Linked DNA regions of Mus musculus: regions 2 and 3 are each linked to region 1. Evidence: chromatin loops called from intact Hi-C (ENCODE). Cell type or tissue: left cerebral cortex. All regions are shown on one strand. Links, peaks and the distances in the headings refer to the core of each region. The heading gives the core; the rest is flanking DNA. Region 1 has its middle 54 kb from the start of Gm41205. Region 2 overlaps Gm34819 (a long non-coding RNA gene). Region 3 has its middle 82 kb from the start of Gm41203.

Region 1 (6,880 bases), core at 2,349-4,848:
TTATGTATGGCCATTTCAGAGGATTCCTCAAAAAAAGATATGATGTGTGCCCTGAAGTGCTGACAGAACCCTGGCTAATTGTCAGATTGCTTCCCTCATCTGCTGCCCAGCCCTGGTCACACTGTATAGCATCTTTTTACCTATCCTCTGTGTATCGATACATGCTTCAATGTGTGAGAGTATATATATGAATAATAGAACTGTGCTTGTATGTATGCATGTGTACATGTGAACTTAGGAATATACAGGTGTATATTGACATGTATATGAATGTGCATATGTGTATATGTAGATATGTGCATGTGTACAGAGGTGTGTTAATGTTCATATATATGTAGAAGTATATATACTTATGAATATGTATGTAGATGTAGATGTGAATATATGTACAGGGATATGTATATGCATATGTATACATTGATGTATGTATATAATTATGCACAAAAGTGCATATATGTATATTGTGTAGTGTGTCTGTGTACAAGCATGTATATATATGCATATATACAAATATACACATATATACATTTATACACATATATACACATATATACATATATATATATACACATATACTTATACTCACACACACATATATATTTAGATGTGTGCATTTAGTAATGTTTGTAGGGGGTATATATTGCATTTGTATGTATATCCTATTGTTTTAGATAAACACTCAGAGCTACAGCATCACAGTTTGAGACCCTCTCCAAGGGTGACAGACCCCACCTTTGTTGAGTGAGCCTCATGCAGAGAAGGCCTCTAAGATCCTGCCCACGGTCTGTGTTCTGCCCCCCACCCTGTTCTATTCCTTCAGTCTGAGGTGGACAGGTGATAGAGAAGACTAGTTTTATCTTCTGTCTCCTAGCAACTATCCTTTGCAGGTGAGATGAAGGTCCAGAGATCGTAGGTCAGGTGGGAAGCCCAGCTCCTCAGGGCTAGTTGGATCCTTCTTGTGTTTGTATAACAGAGGGGGCAGGGGCAGCTCTCATTATTTAGCTGTGTAATTTGTGTTGACAGACTGGACGGGGATGTTTCATCAAGCAATTACACAAAGGAGTCTGACTTGTTCCAAAACACAAAGGCGACAGGCAGCATAAATTAATGTGCACATGTGCTCCTGCACCCCAAGCTTGTGCTAACCATGCACAGCACAGGGAGGCTGGGGCATCGCTTTCTCCTGAGATGGGAGTTGCTTTCTGTGAGAAGAAAAGGTAGAAAGTCTTATTTCCTGGCAAAGAAGAGGCAGCTCAAGCGAGAAGCAACCATCCCACTAAGGATCCCTTGGGGTCTTGGCCTTGTCTCTCACACAATTGGGACAATCTTATTTCAGCTGTCCCTAGTGAGAGGAGGCTCCAGACAAGTCATCTCTGCCTCTCTGCTGCCTTTGATGTTCACTGGAAGTAGATGTCACCTAGGTGAAGATCAAAGGTAGCCTTGGAGGAAAAACAATGTCACAAAAGGCTGCTGCTTTCCCATCTGAGGCTGGAAGGACAGGTGGGGAATGAAAGGGGCTGTCCTCTTGCCTGCTTTGTCAGAATGGAAGGGGAGACCGTAGCTTTATGTTCTCTCTGCCCTCTACCTCCCTCTCTTGCTTGCCCTGCCCTTACTTCTTCTCCTTTTTGCTTCTTAAAGGAAGATTTTTCTGGGAGGTTGAGTGATCACATGCAGAGAACTAGCATCAGCAGATACAAATAAGAGGCAGGAACTCTTATGCTACACACACACACACACACACACACACACACACCACACCACACACACACACACACATTTCAACCTGAAGGGAATCTGGACCACAAGCTATGGGCAGATGTGATGAACCATTACAAGGGAAACTTAAAGCTATCCTGCTTTTAGAACAACATATACCACCCACCCCTCCCTTGCCCACTCCCTTCTTTCATTCCTTTGTAATTTAACCACGATAGTACATTTGTTCTTTGTACAGAAGAAACAGGAAAACAAAGAATCTTCTAGGAAATAATAATTTTTTTATATTTAGGAATGTATTTTTGGTTGTGAGCCTAGCCTTTAATGGCTAAGCCAGATGGAACACAGGACCCCCAATGGAGAAGCTAGAGAAAGCAACCAAGGAGCTGAAGGGGTCAGCAACCCTATAGGTGGAACAACATTATGAACTAACCAGTACCCCGGAGCTCGTATCTCTAGCTGCATATGTAGCAGAAGGTGGCCTAGTCGGTCATTACTGGGAAGAGCGGCCCCTTGGTATTGCAAACTTTATATGCCCCAGAACAGGGGAATGCCAGGGCCAAGAAGCAGGAGTGGGTGGGTAGGGGAGCAGGGCGAGGGGAGGGTATAGGGAACTTTCAGGATAACATCTGAAATGTATATAAAGAAAATATCTAATAAAAAAAATAGAAATATATTTAACATCTCACTAAAGATTAAGTAAATGTTTTGCACATGTGCTTCAGTCTGCTTGACGCTTCTTGTTTGGTGACTGCTGCAGTGAATGTGGCATAGGTTACACCTCCCAGGTTCTAAACCTGGGTGGGGGTGGAGGTGGGGCTACATTCTTTCCACAAGGCCTTTGGGACACACAGTCAAACAGAATCAGGTTTCTGCTGAGCGTCCCCATTGTGTTAGAAAAATATTCCTTGAAAAGTCCTTATGGGATAGCATGATATGTGCTAACATTAAGCAATCTGCTCAGCATTGTAGGATTTGGAGAGGAAGAAATCAGCGATTGAGTAGATGTGAATACCTGGTCAATTTAAGACCACTGAGGTAATTTAGAACATCTTCCTTCTTAGACTACAGTCCCAGACACAAGAGACTCATTCCCATTTTGAGAGGCTGACAAGGATGTTTGTGGGTGGATTTGCAGAACGGGGACTCCAACACCTACTTTCAGATGCTTGAGGCAGCGATGTAGGGGGAGACATTTTATTTTCTCCCTACGGAAGTCCTGTTTTGCTTGCCCTCTGTCTCTTAAGTCTATAGTCTTCCATCTGCTTGGGTGGGAGCGGATGTGTCTGGCAGCCCTGGGATAGAATCATTTTTAGTACAATAGGAGTCTGACATTTTTGTGATCCCACAGATTTTTCTTAACCCCCCATAAGTCTTTGTGTGAGTCCAGCTCAATGCCAACTCTGGAGGAGGGATATGGATTGGCTGTTGTTGGGGGCGGATAGTTTCATATTGTAGCAGAAAACACATTGGAGGTAACCTTCAAGACAATGGAATGACAGGTACATGTTCAGTGAACAGGAAACACTCTTAGAACAGAAGTACATCTGGAAGGATTCTTGAAGAGACTGCTTTTAAGAAAAGGAGGAAGAGAGGTCATTCCCATTGAGTGGGATGTGGGAGGCTTCCAGGATTCAATAGCAATAGCCTTAGCCAAAATTCTCAACAGTGGGGAGATGGAACCGGAAGAGACCACCTCCAGTGGACAAATATGGCCTACCATGGAGAGATGGAGCCACCCACTCATCTTCAAAAATTTTGACCCAGAATTGTTCCTGTCTAAAGGAAATGCAGGGACAAAAGTAGAGCAGAGAATGAAGGAAAAGCCATACAGTGATCAGTCCAACTTGGGATTCATCCTATGCGCAGGTACCAAACCTGACATTATTACTTATGGAATGTTGTACTTACAGACAGGAGCCTAGCATGGTTGTCCTCTGAGACGCTCTATCAGCAGCTGACTGAGACAGATGCAGATACTTACAGACAACCATTGAACTGAAGTCAGGGACCCCCTATGGAGGAGTTAGGGTAAGGACTGAAGTAGCTGAAGGGATGGCAACCCTATAGGAAGATCAGCAGCATCAACTGATCCGGACCCCCTCAGAGCTCCCAGAGACTATTCCACCAACCAAAATGCATACATGTGCTTATCTGTAGCCCTCAGCACATATGTAGCAGAGAACTATCTTGTCTGGCCTTAGTGGGAGAAGATGTGCTTAACCCTGTCAAGATGCTCCAGGGAAGGGGGATGCTAGGGAGGGTGAGGTAGGGAATGTGAGTATGTAAGGGTGTATGTAGGGGTTTGGGGGAGCACCCTCTCAGAGAGGCAAAGGGGAGGGGGTGAAGAACTCTAGAAGGGGGGACCAGGAAGCGGGGCAACATTTGGAATGTAAACAAATAAAATAATTTAATAAAAGAAAAGAAAAGGAAAAGGAGGAGGAATGGATTAGATAATAAGAAACCAATCCATAATGGAAAGCCCCAGCCCCGGGAGGTGATAAACCTTCAGAGTTCCAAAGTGACATCAGAGTACAGTGACTGTGTTCTTGTTTCAGCCAGTCACTGGCTATATAAACCTTCTAGAAGAGGGAGTGATGGTTGATAAATCAGTTCTCTGAAGCTAGGGTGGTTCCTAGTGATGGTACTATGAGCAGCGATGTTCCCAGGAGCAGAGGAACAGATGTTAAGAGGAAAGACCAGAGAGGTAGCCTGGTGCATGAAAGCACAGCACTGTCTATCAAGTCTGATATCCCAAGCTCGCACTTACTGGGTCTCACACATTGGATTGAGAGAATCAACTGCTAAAGACCTTCCCAAGCTCACTATGTCATGCATCTACTTATATCTCTCCTCCCTACGGGAAATAAATAAATAAATAAATAAATGTTAAACAAACAAACAAACAAACAACAAAAAGGAAGAGGATGAAGGTTGAAGGTGGAAAACCCCACAACTGTCTCCTTTTGTGAGCTCCATTTGGATTCTGGATTCCTCACTTGGAAACAGATTCTCCAAGATTCAATTTACTATGCTTTTCTAGGGCACTTCCAGGCAAAGAGCAAACCACAGCTCTAGTTCTTCAGCTGATCTTGAAGCCATAATTGATGCTTTCTATCTCTGTACTTTGTCTCCCATTCTAGTTTCTTGTTGTCTTGGATAGACAATATAAGTTGTGCCAGGTGGCTTGCTGTTTGGAGATCAGATTTTGATCCTCAAGGCACCTGAGACCCTAAGTATCATTCTATATGTTGGATGTGAATTTATCACTAAACCTGGGCATGTGAGCAGCAAGAGATGCCTCAGAGGATCAGTGTGTTTGCAGAGATATTCTTCCCTGCCCTGCTGTCCAGCGGCAGCTGATCTAACATATATTAGAATGATTTTTCCCCATTCTGCTAGCATTCCGTGATTAGCCAGAAGGATCTTCATACATATAGCAGCTTAATTTTCAACATAATCTCAATTAGACTAAATGAAGAATTTTCCCCATCTGAGACACAGCATATAAAAACAAAAACAAACGAGAGCCTAGGACTATCGGCTTGGCTTGGTAGCATGTTTGATTATAGTTATTTGGTATAGCTTCCTTACTTATCACTTTGTATCTATAGGTGACATAGGATTATATAACACTCATTCTTTTAGGATTTGTCCTGTGTACAGAAGATAGTGACATTTTCAAGTTGTTACTTCACTTATTTAAATTATTTTTGACAGGATTTTACTGTGCAACCCTGGCTACCTTGAACTCCTAGAGCTCTGCCTTCATCTGTCTCCCAAGTGAAGCAATTAAAGGCATATACTACCATGCCTTGATTCTTTGAGAGGCCATTTTATCACTCCGAAGGACTGTGATTCCTAAAGACATGGCAGGTGACAGGACCAGTGGATTCTATTACCACTACACCACTTCCCCCATCCCCATTATTTGGGTCCTTTGGCCTAATAAAATGTCTCTTGCAATTTTATTTCAGCTGATGAAATCCTCCTGAAGTCTATAGACAATTGAATTAACCAAGACCCTAGGGATAAAAAAAGCAAGTTTGTACTTGCCATGTGTGTTGATATTTGTCAAATGGAATCATTGCACCTTCTGGGTGAAAGGTGCCCAGAGCAGTCAACTTGTTATCAAGCACTTAGTTCATATTGGCAAAAGCCAAATATGGAGCTCAGCCTTAGTTCTGTTGCTGGCCAGGTGAATATACAATAGCAGCTGTACCAATATTAGCCTCAGCCAGTGGAAGTCCACCCTGATGGGCCTGTATTCTTTCGTGCCTGCCCCTTGGTATGTCCTTTGTAGTAGCAATACAATATTTATTCATAGCAAATACAGTCTTATGATAAAAATCATTCCACCTATCTTATTGACTTAGAGTTGCTATTTAATGGCCATATTATGGTGCAAGATCACCACACTCGATATCTTTTCCCATGGGTCCATTCTGCTAAGTCTTCCTTGAACTAATATTTAAAACTTTATTCTTTTAAGGTTCAGCTAGCTCTACTCAAATTCACTCTAAGTACAGGAATGATTGTACTCTGGGCTCCTTCTCTGTCCAAGGTAGAAGACCTGATTCATCAGACAAGTGCTGTCAGTTGGGACAATATATCACTGCTCCCATTCAGGGATTTCTAATAGGGAGCATTAGTGAAATACCAACTCATTTTTAATTCGTGACAACACACCAAAGGGACCAATCAACAGACCAAGCTCAGACTGTTCTTTGATTTGCTTGGTGTTAAGGAACAATAGGCGTGAGCCATGAGAAGAGACAGAGAAGCAACAATGTTAGGCAACATGGGTGGGAGACAACATACTCATGCAATTTACCCGTGTCTCTCCGCCTATTCATGCTCCTTCTCAGACATGCCACACACAGTTTCCAAGGAATACGTTCTGGTTCAGCCTGGCTTTATGGATTGGCCTGGGTAACAGAATTCAGCTTTTGATGGACATCTCTGGCTGCCACTTGATGCCTTCTTCAGATGGTTTATATTTACTGTAGGCTCATATCCAACCAAGTCCTGCCTGTGAGATGGAACATACTCCTGCAGCAGATGGCGTGGCCTACCTCCAAAACTCTAATGGCTTGCATTGTGACCATGTATCCACTGTACTTGATGTCTTTTCCCAACCCAGAAACCTCTAACACCATAAGGT
Region 2 (6,880 bases), core at 1,979-4,478, 510 kb after region 1:
ATACAAATACATGTATTTACTCATCTGAAATACCCAGAAAAACTTGTCTGATGGATCAAATGATTCCTTAATACAAATGAGTCAACTGAGTTACCCACGTTAATACAGGCTGAGTAAGCTAAGCCCACTGAGGCTAAATTGCTCAGCTGCCTGGGAAGGTGGTTGGCTGTCTTTTCAACACACACACACACACACACACACACACACACACACACGCACACACACACACTTACACACACACATACAGAGTCTCCTACTATTAAATTAACTAGCTATTAAATCCTCAGTCCAATAATAAATCAATAATTAATAGCCAAGGCACTTGGTTCCATTTTCCTGTATTGCATTTGCCAGTGATACAGAATGGACAGCCGTGTTCTTCTTTTCCAGACATTGAATTGCCTACTCCCACCCTCTTGAGTATGAATATGTTCCTACCTCATTTGCATCTGATTATTAGTGCATTGAAGCTACAGTCACGTATATCCTCTTTATATTCACTGGAAAATTAAATTACAAAAGTTTTTCTACGTTGCAATTTATGTTCAGGCGATTGTTTTTTTGTATTCTGGCAAATATTACGGTCTCCAGAACTTAATGAATTCATGAGCATTGATTCCCAAGGGGGGGGATGGCATGCATACTATATTAGAAAACTGAGAAGCTCAGCCTGATGTCAAAATGTTTTACTTTCTCCCACCCGAGCCTTCCATACACTTGGGAAATCGTGCAGATGCCAAGCAGCTGATGTCTGTAGGCAGCTGTCGATATTGCCTACAGAAGTGGGATGTTTGAGGGGTACCCACAGAAAGCTATGCCTTTCAATGTATCGAGTGATGGATGCTGCAGGATCTAGGTATTTTTTATGCAATCTATTACTTTAAAGGCAAGTCATTGCTCAGTGTCAGTCTTCACTCCTGGCCATTCCCCAGTTCCCGAAAGCCAGAACTACTACCTCTACCAGTAATCAGAAGTCAGAAACTTGCAGCCTACTAATTACCTTCTGTAGTTCTAGCTTTTTTATTTTTACACCAAAATTTAAATATTTGGAAATTTCATAAAACAAGGTCTGTATTTCTATTTCCTTTAAAAGATATGGAGATACTTTGTCACTGAGAGGTTGTCCAGTGTGTTAGACATTTAGGGCTGTTAAGTAATAGCAATCAGGCCTCTTTAAATATTTTTGTTTCTCAGTCTAGATGATAGATTTTTGTCACCTCTTCCTGACACAGAGCACCTACGGCCCTTAAAATTTACCCAGCAGTGAGAGTATTTAACAGATTTTCAAGATACCATAGAATTCTTCCTCTTCTTCTTCTTCTTCTTCTTCTTCTTCTTCTTCTTCTTCTTCTTCTTCTTCTTCTTCTTCTTTTCTTCTTCTTCTTCTTCTTCTTCTTCTTCTCTTCTTCTTCTTCTCTTCTTCTTCTTCTTCTTCTTCTTCTTCTTCTTCTTCTTCTTCTTCTTCTTCTTCTTCTTCTTCTTCTTCTTCTTCTCCTCCTCCTCCTCCTCCTCCTCCTCCTCCTCCTCCTCCTCCTCTTCTTCTTCTTCTTCTTCTTCTTCTTCTTCTTCTTCTTCTTCTTCTTCTTCTTCTTCTTCTTCTTCTTTCTTTTTTTTAATAAAGGCACTTTTGGTGAGCTCCTTGGTATCCACAGGATGGGAACTGATTGGCAACAGTATCAACCATGTGATTGGAAGGTCACAACTTTGAGTTTTACTACCTAACCTCTCTAGGCAGGGGAGGCAGGCTGCAAGTTGCATTAATCACAGTAGTTGGTATTTTTTTGTCACATGCTTATAGAACAAAGCTTTAACGAGAGCCCCAAATAGCAGGAACCAAGGACTTCTAGATAGCAGAACACATGGTGATTCCTAAACAGTGGAACACCTCAGGGTGTAGACAGTTGTGTCTCTTCTGTTTGTGCCTTTATTATCTGCTGCTCATCTCTACACAGGGTAATATTTCCTCAAATGGATAAATGCAATTGCCTTAGCCCTTTTGGCCATTCTAAAAAATAAATCACAAGTTTTGTGAACCCCAAATTTATAAATTCTCAGTGTGAAATATGAGCCATAATCTTAGACTTGTAACCAACAGCTGAAATAGGAATGGACTCAACAGACTGAGTTCTTATTTTCTGGGTCCTGACTTTATCAGAACTGGGTTAAATTATAGCATCCCTGGAAAAGTGCCTAGTGAAAAAAATAGTACCCACTCACTTCTATCTCCCAAAGTGAAGCATTGTGTGGACATTGAACATTGATGTAGGCAACACAGACTTATTTTTCTACTCTCTTGAACTTAGTAATACCCATTGATTGATTTAATCAGAACCTTTGAACTCAAAACCTTACATACATCAGAATCACTCTTGAATTTACATCATCTATCTAATCTCTTTGTCTTACCTCACTGAGTATTTATCCTTCTATCCTTATTCCTCCTGGACAATGCCAAGAAAAAAAATGATGTGTGGCAGAAATCCAGTGATTAAGAGAAAGGTGGTACCCTGGGGTTTGAAGAAAACACCAGGCTCAATGTAGAAAGCCAATGTGCCTTGGCATGGAAGCTTTCACAGATGGGTTCCAGAGTTCTGACTTCTTAGATCTCGCTATAAGGCTTGCTCGAGTACCAGATATCCCTTTGAGCTCATAAAAATGTGTTCGTGCATAAACGTTGGCTATCAAGTCTTTACTACCCAAGGGGCCCACTTATGAGTAAAAGTGTTTTCCTCCTAGCAACAGACTTCAGAGAAGGTTCTTGTTTAGGAGAGTTTAGAACCACCAAGAACAGTGTGATGACCCTCATGACCTCACCTTTAGCATGGCATTGGTGGATGGTTTTGATGGGTGTGTGCTTATACCTGGAAGTACAAGGTTATAGTTCCATTTGAGTGGTGGATATAGACTGCCCAAGGTTGGTAGAGAGCAGGTGCCCTGGCAGAATAGGTAATCTGACTCAGAAAAGAAAATGAGCTTCTAGGATGAGTCAGCTTTGTGCTGTGATCTTCTTCCACCTCTCCACTCAAACTTCATAGCACACCCCATTTCCTTCCAGAGAACGCTGGATGAGGCAGAGAGTATTTTGAGGATATTTTGAGAAAGAAATCTGCCAGGGCATAATTTTTTACTTGTCTCAGCCTGGTGCATTGTAGGAAAGTGTCCGTGCTGCGAGTGGGTGTCTCTGCCTCCTCCAGTCTAGCACCATCTTGACAGAAGCAGTTATTCCAGAGACAAACCCGGAGAATACTCAGCAGTGTTGGGTATGACTTCTGTGTGGTGGGAGTAAGCATCCAACCTGAGGTTATGTGAATATAAACTGTGCTTGTATCTGCAGCCCCATCCTATCAGATGATGACTAATTGCTTTCACCTAGGAAAGCAAATCCTGCTTCACGATTCCAGTGAATCCTGGTCAGGAATAGACTGTGAAGAGGTGACTGTCTCCTAATGTCATATTCTATTTGTAATGCCACATTCTTTTTTTGCTCTTGGTATTTTGCAAAGAGCTCCCATCACTTACCTCTATCTCTGGTCTAGAAGACAACTCTCTCTCTCCAATCTCTTCATTACCATTTACTTCTTCATGTTTTAACACCTGATATAATCAATAGTTCCACCAACCCCCCTATCCCATCCCCCTCCCTCCCCTACCCATCCACCTACTCCTACCTCCCGCCCTAGCATTCTCCTACACTGGTGCATCAAGCCTTCCCAGGACCAAGGGCCTCTCATCCCATTGATGTCTGACAAGGCTATCCTCTGCTACATAGCAGCTGGAGCCATAGGTCTCTCAATGGGTAATCTGGTTGGTGGTTTAGTCTCTGGGAGCTCTGGGGGGGGGGGGTCTAGTTGGTTGATATTGCTGTTCTTCCTATGGGTTGCAAACCCCTTAATCTCCTTTAGTCCTTTCTCTAACTCTTCCATTTGGGACCCCGTGCTCATTCCAATGTTTGGCTGTGAACATTTCCCTCTGTATTTATCAGGCACTAGCTTCTCTGGAGACAGATATATCAAGCTCCTGTCACCAAGCACTTCTTGGCAACTGTAATAATGTCTGAGTTTGGTGTCTGTATATGGGATGGATCCTCAGGTGGAGCAGTATCTGGATGACCTTTCCTTCAGTCTCTGCTCCATACTTTTTCTCTGTATTTCCTCCCTTGAGTATTTTGTTCCCCTTTCTAAGAAGGACTGAAGCATCCACACTTCGATCTTCCTTCTTCTTGAGCTTCATGTGGTCTATGAAATGTATCTTGGGTATTCCAAACTTTGGATTAATATCTACTTATCAGTGAGTATATACCATGTGTGTTCTTCTGTGATTGGGTTACCTCATTCAGGACGACATTTTCTAATTCCATCCATTTGGTAAGAATTTCATGAATTCACTGTTTTTAATAGCTGAGTAGTACTCTATTGTGTAAATGTACCACATTTTCTGTATCCATTCCTCTGTTGAAGGACACCTGGGTTCTTTCCAGCTCCTGGCTATTATAAATAAGGCTGCTATGAACACAGGCAGAGGAACTAGTTATAGACAATAAAATAGGAAGAAAAACTTCTGACATGTGCTTACACAGTTGTCCATTATATGAATCTATTATTCATCTTATGAAGATATTTGGCTCCAGAATCCTTCACAGGAACCAAAATATCAATATTTTAATATCAAATGCCATAGTAGTCACATATAGCTTATATACATCCCCCTATATTCTCTAGATCTTATATACTTATAGATGACTTATAGGAAACAACCCAAGACAAATGCTGTGCAAATGATTATAATACTATATTGCTTAAGGAATAATGACGTAAAATAGGCACATTAATATATGCAGTCCTCATTGTCCATAATCCCTGGCATACAACCCATTTATAACAAAGGGCTGACTATATGTATACATATAAGTGTTTGTGTGCACCTGTATTTATTCAATAGATTACTCGGTGGACACATTTCCCTGGACTTCATGATTATTTCCTCTCCATGGCAAAAATGGATATGAGATTTCTAGGGTTGTAGTAGACATGATTGACTTTCAAAGAAAGCCACGTGGAATAGATGGTGGGGCAGAATGGCTGAAGGAACACAGCTGTGTGGCAATGCTTCTACTAGTGTTCTAGGGTTGTCTCAGCCCTAACCTTTCATTAGATTACCTGCATTATAAGATAATAGTCTGGGGGGACGAGGGAGATCATTCAGCAGTTAAAAGTATTTGCCATTCTTTCAGGGGACCTGAGCTTGGATCTTAGAGCCCACGACAGGCAGCTCACTACCTTTACTTACTCCAGCTCTAGGGCATTCAATACTGCCTTCTAGCTACTACAGATACACACACACACACACACACACACACACACACACACACATGCACTTAATAAAAGTATCTTTAAAAGTAGCTATTGGCTTTAGTTTTCTGTTTTCTAATGTTTGTAGGTAGATCTAATGCTAAGGAATGTATAAATTATATCCACTTTTATAGTGAGTTTCTAATAATATTGTCTCAGTCTGAATTGCACAATAAATTCTCTCCCTTACAATTCATATATGGGAGATCTAATTTCTTATGACTAAAAATGTACCCATTTTGAGCTCTCTTCCCAGTCTGGGGATGAAAGGGAAGCCCCCCACTGCCTTGCCCAGATCTACTAATGTTTACCTTCAATTATATCTGTCCCTGTATGCCTGTGTGGAGGTGTGTGCATGAGGATGCAGTTGCCATATGTCAAAAAAGATATCGGTTCCCCTAGAACTGGACTCATAAGTGGTTATAAACTGCATGTTATGTGTGCTGGGAACTAATTCAGGTCCTCTGTAAGAGCATCCTGAACTTCTTAGCCATCTCCCCAGCTGCAATTTTGGTGCTTTAACATCCACTCAATCTGTGGCTTATGGCATCCCTGACAAACTACCAGAGAAACATGATTCCTCCTAGTTGTAGTACATGGAGAACAGTATCTGACTCTTAAGTCTCTCACTATCCTTGAGAGGTGAGCATGCTGATAAGCTGCCTGTTTGTTCCCCAATGTTGTACAGTGAGCATAGTAGGCGATTTGCTTCCCATTATTATGAGGAACACAATCCTATGGTGTCTCTTCCCCCAGGATTGGGCAGTATGCACAGTACTGGGCTGTCTCTTTCCTCCTCATTGTCAGATAATGTGCACAATAACAGGTTATCGGTTTCCTTGCCATAGAGAAGCACATTTCACTGCATTGCTTTCTATTGAGTTTTCTACAATGGAGTTTTCAAATGTGAGTTCAGCGTGATTATGGAGGCTGTTCAGATGAGAAGAATCCCCTGGCTTTCAATGAAAATGCCCTTGAGTTCTAGGCAACAGAATGTTATCATTGAAGAGAGAACTAACAATAATACTGAGCCTGACATAGTGTTACTGTGTGACATAATTAAGCTCACATGAACTCCCTGGTGTTGCTGGTGGCTTGAACTCTTTGGTAGAAAGGCTTAGAAGCTGGGCCACCTGCATTCCCATCACCAAAGGAACCTGTTTTTAATGGGGTAAGGGATAAGCATCTGCATTTTATCAGATCCTATGATGGTTATTAAGAGTACCGTAGTCCAAGAGCTATTAGATTAGTCATCTGCAAAATAAAAATGAAAGAGAGGGGAAAAGGTAGAAATTTCCCCAATCGTAGAAGTTTTATTACATTACATAATTCAGTCATCATCCAAAGATACTAGTAAAGTTTATAGGTAAGACTTTTAGGTAAGGATTATAACTGAGGTAATAGATCACTCATTGTGTGAGGAAGTAGAGGCTTTATAGTATCCATTCTATAGAGAGACACACTGAGACTAGATAGCAGAAAGAGCAAATATGAGACTAGAGAGATGGTTCAGTGTTAAAGTGCACTTGTTG
Region 3 (6,880 bases), core at 2,236-4,735, 900 kb after region 1:
CTGCATGCCACATTTGATTGAGTACTGTAGAAAATCATTCAGTGTTTTAACAAATAAGCTAGATAGCAATCTTCTAATAGAAAAGGGGAAAATAGCAGGTGTTAGGGATGGATGTGACCCAATTATTTTATGCATAAAAAAACATAAAATTGGATTTCACATATTCTTTGTTTATAAAATATATTTGCATTCTCTTTCTGAAAAAAAAAAGTACTTAAAACATTCTCCAGGCCACTGGATTCGATAATGGGAAAATGGTAGGGAGACGGGGAAATCAAAAGCCCTATGATAAGCATTGAAACCAAGTAGAAATCTAAATAATTTTGTGTGGAGTGTGGTTGTAAAATTGATGAACAATACAAATATAGAATAAGAAAAAGGAAACAGAAAGACATAAGGAGTAAGAAATGCTGGTTAAGGAAGTCAAAAGCTTTTACAATGGCTTAGCTCTTAAATAGTAATAGATATAAAAATGTTTTCTAAGATGTCTAATACTCTTAATTAAAAACAGAATATTAACTCTAAAATGGGAGGTTTTCAAATTTGTGAGGTATAGTAAATTATGAAATGTGTTTCACAAAAGTGCAATTAAAATGACTATGAGGCACAAAGTTTAATAACATCTATTAATGCCAAAATTATTTATATGCCCTTCAAATCTCTAGTATTCTTATTTGTCACTTAATTTATTTGAGCAAAGACTAAAAATACTTACTGAAATATCCTACCATGGTTGTGGCCTTGTGACACAACATAATTTATGCATTTTTGATGTGTATTCCAGGTCATTTTTGTGAAGTAATTTATGTTGAAAAAGAGAGAGTATTTGACTTACCTCTCACTTCACTACAAAGGTGACCATGGATGAAGGTAAAGGATGGAGCCTCAATAAGAAAAAACATTAAGGTTTCATCTGGGAAAACAAGATATTAGAAGTCAAGGAAAGAGGATTGGTAAAGTACAGATACCCAAGGCTAGGGGTGAGGGAAGTATAGGAGAAAAATAAGTCCTGCTGGGAAGTCCAGGAAAGGTTACCTCAGGATGCTCAGATAGGCTTACAACCAGAGCTGAGTACAAGTACTAAATGCCAACCTGTTTGGGATAAGCGGCATACCCTGCCCAGTGGCAGGCCTGAAGAGAGTGACAATGATCACAGCAACAGCCAAGCCTTCCCAAACAAGAGGGAATTCTCCGACAGCTTCCTCCAGTCTCCATCCACACCATCAGTTCTCCTGATCACAATCAGAAGTGTGTTGCTCTTGAACTACAGATCCTCATCAACCTCCACAGTTGTTAGTCTATCCTTTATAGTAATGTACACATATTAACATACATATATAACATATAGTATGTATCTTAATTAGGTTTATATTATCAGATAAAACTTGATGGCCAAAAGCAACTTGGAGAACAATTGGTTTATTTCACTTACAGTTCCATATCACAGATCTTTGGCAAAGGAAGTCAAGACAGGAACTCAAGGCAGGAACCTGGAGGCAGGAACTGATGCAGAGACCATGAAGGAACTCTGCTTACTTTTTTGTTATAGCATCTAGGATCACTAGCCCTGAGGCCTCCCACATCAATCATCAACCAAGAAGAGGACCTAGAGACAAGCCAAAGCCAAAACTATATTTTCTTGAATAAGAGTATTTCTTCCCAGATGACCCTAGCTCCTGCTGAGTTGACATAAAAACTTGTCAGCAGTGCATGAGTGTGTGTGTGTGTGTGTGTGTGTGTGTGTGTGTGTTGTACGAGTATATTTTGCAGGCAGGTCTCACTTGTAGGTTTCTGAATTTGTACCTGAGTATTACTGCACTTTTTTCTCCTCCACTAGTTTGCAAAGTTTCTTCAATGTCATAAACGCAACTCAATAAAAGTAAACTGTCTAGTTGGTACTAATTTCTCCATGTTCAATGATGTAAGTAATCCGAGTCTTCAGCAATAGGACCTGACTATCAGATTGTTGGGAGTAGCTAATAGATTTGTCAATAGACCATGATATTTTCTGGGCAAAGGGGGATCTTATCTGTATAATGGAATAGGAAAGAGAATAAAGATTCCATACTTGAGTCCCAACAAAGTGTTGGGACTGAAGGTCCCTGGTAGAGAGTAGTTCTGTGAATTAGAAAGGAATAGAGGTGGGCTATAAGGAAAGGTTGAAAGGAAGGACCCAAGAGACTATTTCATGAAAATGTAGAGATGAAACCTAAATCTCAATGGAAATGTCAGAATGTTCAAGATGCCAGGATCATGAGATGTTCATCAAGGAAAGACACAGTCACAGAATTGGATGCAAACAGAGAGTGTATGCCCTGTACGTAAACAGAACTGGAGTGGTTGTGCCTCTCAAGTCCTTTAGAGTCCAAATGATTTCATCACAAACCCCAGATATCAGCTTTGGAACTACAAGCTTTTGTGTTTCCTGCGATTTATTTTTATCTTGCTTTGGTCCACTCATTTATTGCTATGCCCTCTTTCCCCCCTATTGAAATGGAAATACTTACTGAATGCCGCTGTATACAGGAACCGTGTCATTTCTTTTATGATGTTATAGGGGCTTACAGTTAAGAAATAACATTGACTCTTCAAAGAGGCTTGGATGATGGCATTTTATACAATGTTGAAACTGTTGAAGACTACAGGAACTTTTTAACTTGGTTTGAATGCATTTGGCACTGAGACCATCAAGAGCTTAAGAGATAAGAAGGGAAATGATATGTTGATGGTTTATATCAATTATCAACTTAATAGTACCTGGAGTCACCTTTAAGACAGGTCTCTAAACATATCTGAGAGGATTTTTTTTATATTGGGCTCACTGAGGTGGTTATGTATATGGCACCATCCTACGGGCTAGCCGAATAAAAGCACTCATCTCTTCCTGTTTCCTGGTTGTGGATATGATGTGACTACCAGCCTTATACTCTACCTACCATAACGTTCCTGCCATGATGATCTGTTCCCTGGAACTGTGAGCCAAAAGAAACTCTCTTAAGTTGCTTTTGTTACAGCAATGAAAGAATTAACTAATACATGGGGGAGATAGAACTAATTAATTAAAAAAAACATAGTCATGAAACATCTCCAGATTGAAGGAACCTAGAAAGCTAGGAGGGCTATGTGCACCTGGGGTTCCCAGGCAGGCTCCTCTTGTTATAAAAGACATTATTGGGACTATTAACAAAGCTTCAGATAGATGACTTTCTGTGTAAAAACTGATGTAGGTTGTTAATGCTGGATGACAATCTTTTCCCATGTATTAAAAAGTATTTTAAAATGAAAAAGTTAACAAAACCATACATCAGTGACTTATCAGTGCAGATTTAGAATAGAAAAAGAAACCATTCTTCACAATGAATCAAACTTTACATATATATTTGATATTGTGGATAGGGAGCCAAAGCCGGCAAGCACTTCAAAGACAAACATTAAAAGACTCCAACCCACATGCAACCTGATCAGGGCTTGTCACGCTTACCCACACAGTGAGTGCTGCTAGCCTCAGCTCCAGATGGCCTCCAGGGTGGAGGAGGTACTAAAAGCAGCCACTGACAGCCAGCACTCAACTCTTCTGTTTTGGCACAGAAAGCAACCACAGAAAACGCTTCAACAAACAAGCGTGGCCGCACTTGTGGACACAGCCTATACTCTGCATACTTTGAATAAGGGCTGTGAGTGAGTTACTTTTCCATCACTATGGGTGAATGTCCAACAGTCCCAATTAAATGGAGCAAAGCCTTCGTTCAGATCATAACTTCGGCTGTTTCCAACCCATCATAGAAGGCCTGAAAGAGCGGCTGAATTCATGAGAGCACAATGTAGAAGACTGTTCAGATCACAATGGCAGACCAGGAGGCTAAGAGGAGAGCAGGAGCCTTTAAAGTCTTACCTCATAATGACCCACTTTAGCCCCATCTTCTAAAAGCACCCTAGCCTTCCAAAATGGCACTACCATCTGGGAATAAGAATTCAAAGAATTCAAAGAGTGGGGCACATTTCAGGTTTAAACTGTAAGAAGGTGTTTCTTTATTGCCCAATTAAGTGTGCCTCCAAACCCTCAAAGATCCAGGCTGCTTATTTCCCTTCTCAGGTCTAGAAATCTCTCCTCGTGTTTTGATCATCAAATATGCCATTCCTGGCTAATTTTATATCTCCCACCTGAAGAAACGGGTATCGGTATTATTATTTATTTGTGTTGCTACTTCTTTGAAACGTGTGCGCATTTAAACAGTGGAGGGCTTCTTGCCTTCATAGTTCCCTAGGATATACTGCTGTATTTAATGCTGTTGACATCATTCCATATGATGCTGCATTGTTTACGTGCTGCCCTGAACACCAGCTTCCAATAACTCTCAGAGCTGTTACAAGTGCCTCACTGAGAATGATCATAAATGCAAATCTTCCCAGAGTATACAGGAAAATGTAAATGTTAGCTCATTTTCTGGCCGTCTTAGATTTACAATTGGAATTTTGTAACATAAGTGGAAATGTGTATCTTTCAAGCTATATCTCCTCTTGAACTTTGGAGTCATAATTACTGAGTTCCTGGTATGCAATCTGCTCTTTTGGAGTGATGCCCACCTTCCTATGCTGCTACCTGGGTGGAAGTCAGGCAAGGGGCCATGGTCAGGGTGAGAGAAGCATTTTTCTTCACAGCAGGAATGCCTAGCACTCATTAGACCAGCTTTAAAACCAAAAGGCAGAGCACAGTGTAAGCACATAACACAGAGAAAGAGAACATCACCAAGGAGTCTACGGAGGAAGGGAGCACAGCTCCTAACAGCTGCCCACCCTTTGGCCGTCCTAACACATGGATCAGTGAGGAGTGGCAATGTGGTCTGGGTACCAACATCAGTGCAAAAGATGCCTGCCAAGATAACGCTTGTCTAAATATACTATGGGATAGAGGCAGTACCACAGACAGAATATGTTTGGACTGGAGTTACCATGAGGCTTAACCCCAAGAGCTAGAAAAGAGCCAAGGTAAATTGGAACCATATATTCACTCTTTGACATGCATAGTAGACGTCTATAGACCATATATCACATTGTAGCACCTGTGGCTCAGTCCTAGAAATGACATACTAGGCAGTGGAAGAAAGGCATCTACTAGGATATTCTCTCTGGTATAGGGAAACCCCGGAGAAGTGCAAGTCCTATATCTATTCATGGTATCACTCCAACCTTATGTTTGAGAAAATGGGTTCGATCACCCCAAAGAGGAGATAAAATTCTTGGGTCTATTTGGGTCCTGACCCAGGCTTGCAGCATCCAGCCTAGAATGTATTGCCAGCCCCAACAAAGATGAAGGGGCTAGCTTTCCAAGCCTATATATCAGTCTTTGTCACATCCCAAGGAAATTATCACAAAATATAGGACAGATTGAATTATAAGAGACAGACCAGCACCATTGGGTGCCAGGGGTTGAAGTTATTAATTTCTGCCTAGAAAAAAAATGAGATTAGCTGAGTGAATTTAAGCTGAGCCTTTAAGCAGAGATGACCTGTGAACATCTGGCTACAGTCAGCAGAGGAGCTACATGCTGGAGGAACAGACAATGACTTCCCTTTGAGAAAAGGAAGGTTGAATAGTGAACTTATGTGGCCATTTGGGGGGTCAGAAGTACATCAGCCCACGAATACTAGAAAATTCCGGGAAGGCCTAAACATTGCATTAAGAAGGTGTCTGAGAAACACTGAAGCGAGAAAATAATTTGAGGGCAAAGAGTTCATCAGAGAATGGCAGAGGCAAAATGAGATGTCAGTTATGTGTCATGAAGAAAACATTCTGAGAAATGCATCATTGGGTGACTTTGTCATTGTGCAAACACCATAGACTATACTTAATGTATATAATATAGCCAACTACACACAGCACATAGCCTAGCTGTGTGTGCATACACATATGTCTGTGTTTGCATAAATAAACTTGTGTATATTTATGAACATCTATTATTTTTTCATCATGGCCCTAGGTATAATAAAATAAAAATATGAGTAAAATGAGATTTATGATGCAATCAATAAATGTAATAAAAGACTGAAAGGATGGATCTGTGGGTGAAGGGGCTTGCCACCAAGACTCATGACCCAAATTTCATCCCCAGGCCCCACAGAGTGGAATGTGAGAACCAGTTCCCACAGGTTATTCTCTGACTTTCACACATGCTCTGTGGCATGCAGACACAATCCATGAATAAAATGCAATAAAAACATTGTAGAAGATACCAAGTCAACATGTAATGCTTAAGGCTGTTGCCAGTCTAGCATGACATACTGTTTTATACTAAACTGTTCCTTAAAAAGTAGGCACATACTTAAATACTTAAAAAAAAGTATAGTATAGTAATCACATAAGCAGCAACACAATTATCATTATATTATGCACTATACACAGTTGTGTGTGCTACACTTAAGGACAACTGTCAGTGAATGGGTTTATTACACCACTGTTCCCATGATACTCACAAGTGATGTTTCTCTGGGTGATGGTGTTTTGAAGATTGGTGTCACCAGGTTCCATTGTAATTCAATAAGGCTGCTGTTCTATACCATTGTGGTACACACTGTGATGTCTTTAAAGTGCCATTTTAGAAACAATGCAACTCTATCCTTTACTAACATCACAAGTATGGCAGTAAGTCCTTGAAAGTACTCAATAGGTCAAAGAATGGAATGGATCTTCCCTGAGCATACAGGCAATAGAGAGTGAGTGCATTTGAAACAGAAAGAAAGAAAAGAAAGAAAGAAAGAAAGAAAGAAAGAAAGAAAGAAAGAAAGAAAGAAAGAAAGAAAGAAAGAAAGAAAGAAAGAGAGAGAAGGGGGAGAAAGGGAGGGATGGAGAGGGGGAAAGAAAGAAAGCAGAAAATGGAGGGATG

The links. Hi-C counts contacts between places; a loop is a spot of excess contacts. Peaks named below come from ENCODE experiments on the same cell type or tissue, not always from the same donor. Only the 100,000 strongest peaks of a DNase experiment are listed, where the experiment ranks them.
Region 2: it touches region 1 in a loop (15-fold over the local background); 2 of 42 quality-filtered maps call a loop at or near these places.
Region 3: it touches region 1 in a loop (12-fold over the local background); 2 of 42 quality-filtered maps call a loop at or near these places.

What each region holds. Positions count from the first base shown.
Region 1 is chr14:72,234,594-72,241,473 of GRCm38, reverse strand. No RefSeq gene overlaps it. Among named protein-coding and RNA genes, the nearest start is that of Gm41205, 54 kb to the right of the region's middle. In left cerebral cortex, for the core only: no CTCF peak of the experiment used is centred there; DNase peaks (open chromatin) are centred at 2,915 and 3,357; H3K27ac peaks cover 1,121 bases.
Region 2 is chr14:71,725,029-71,731,908 of GRCm38, reverse strand. The region is part of intron 1 of Gm34819 (a long non-coding RNA gene); the gene reads right to left. Among named protein-coding and RNA genes, the nearest start is that of Gm34998, 41 kb to the left of the region's middle. In left cerebral cortex, for the core only: no CTCF peak of the experiment used is centred there; a DNase peak (open chromatin) is centred at 3,180; H3K27ac peaks cover 1,784 bases.
Region 3 is chr14:71,335,056-71,341,935 of GRCm38, reverse strand. No RefSeq gene overlaps it. Among named protein-coding and RNA genes, the nearest start is that of Gm41203, 82 kb to the left of the region's middle. In left cerebral cortex, for the core only: no CTCF peak of the experiment used is centred there; a DNase peak (open chromatin) is centred at 3,522.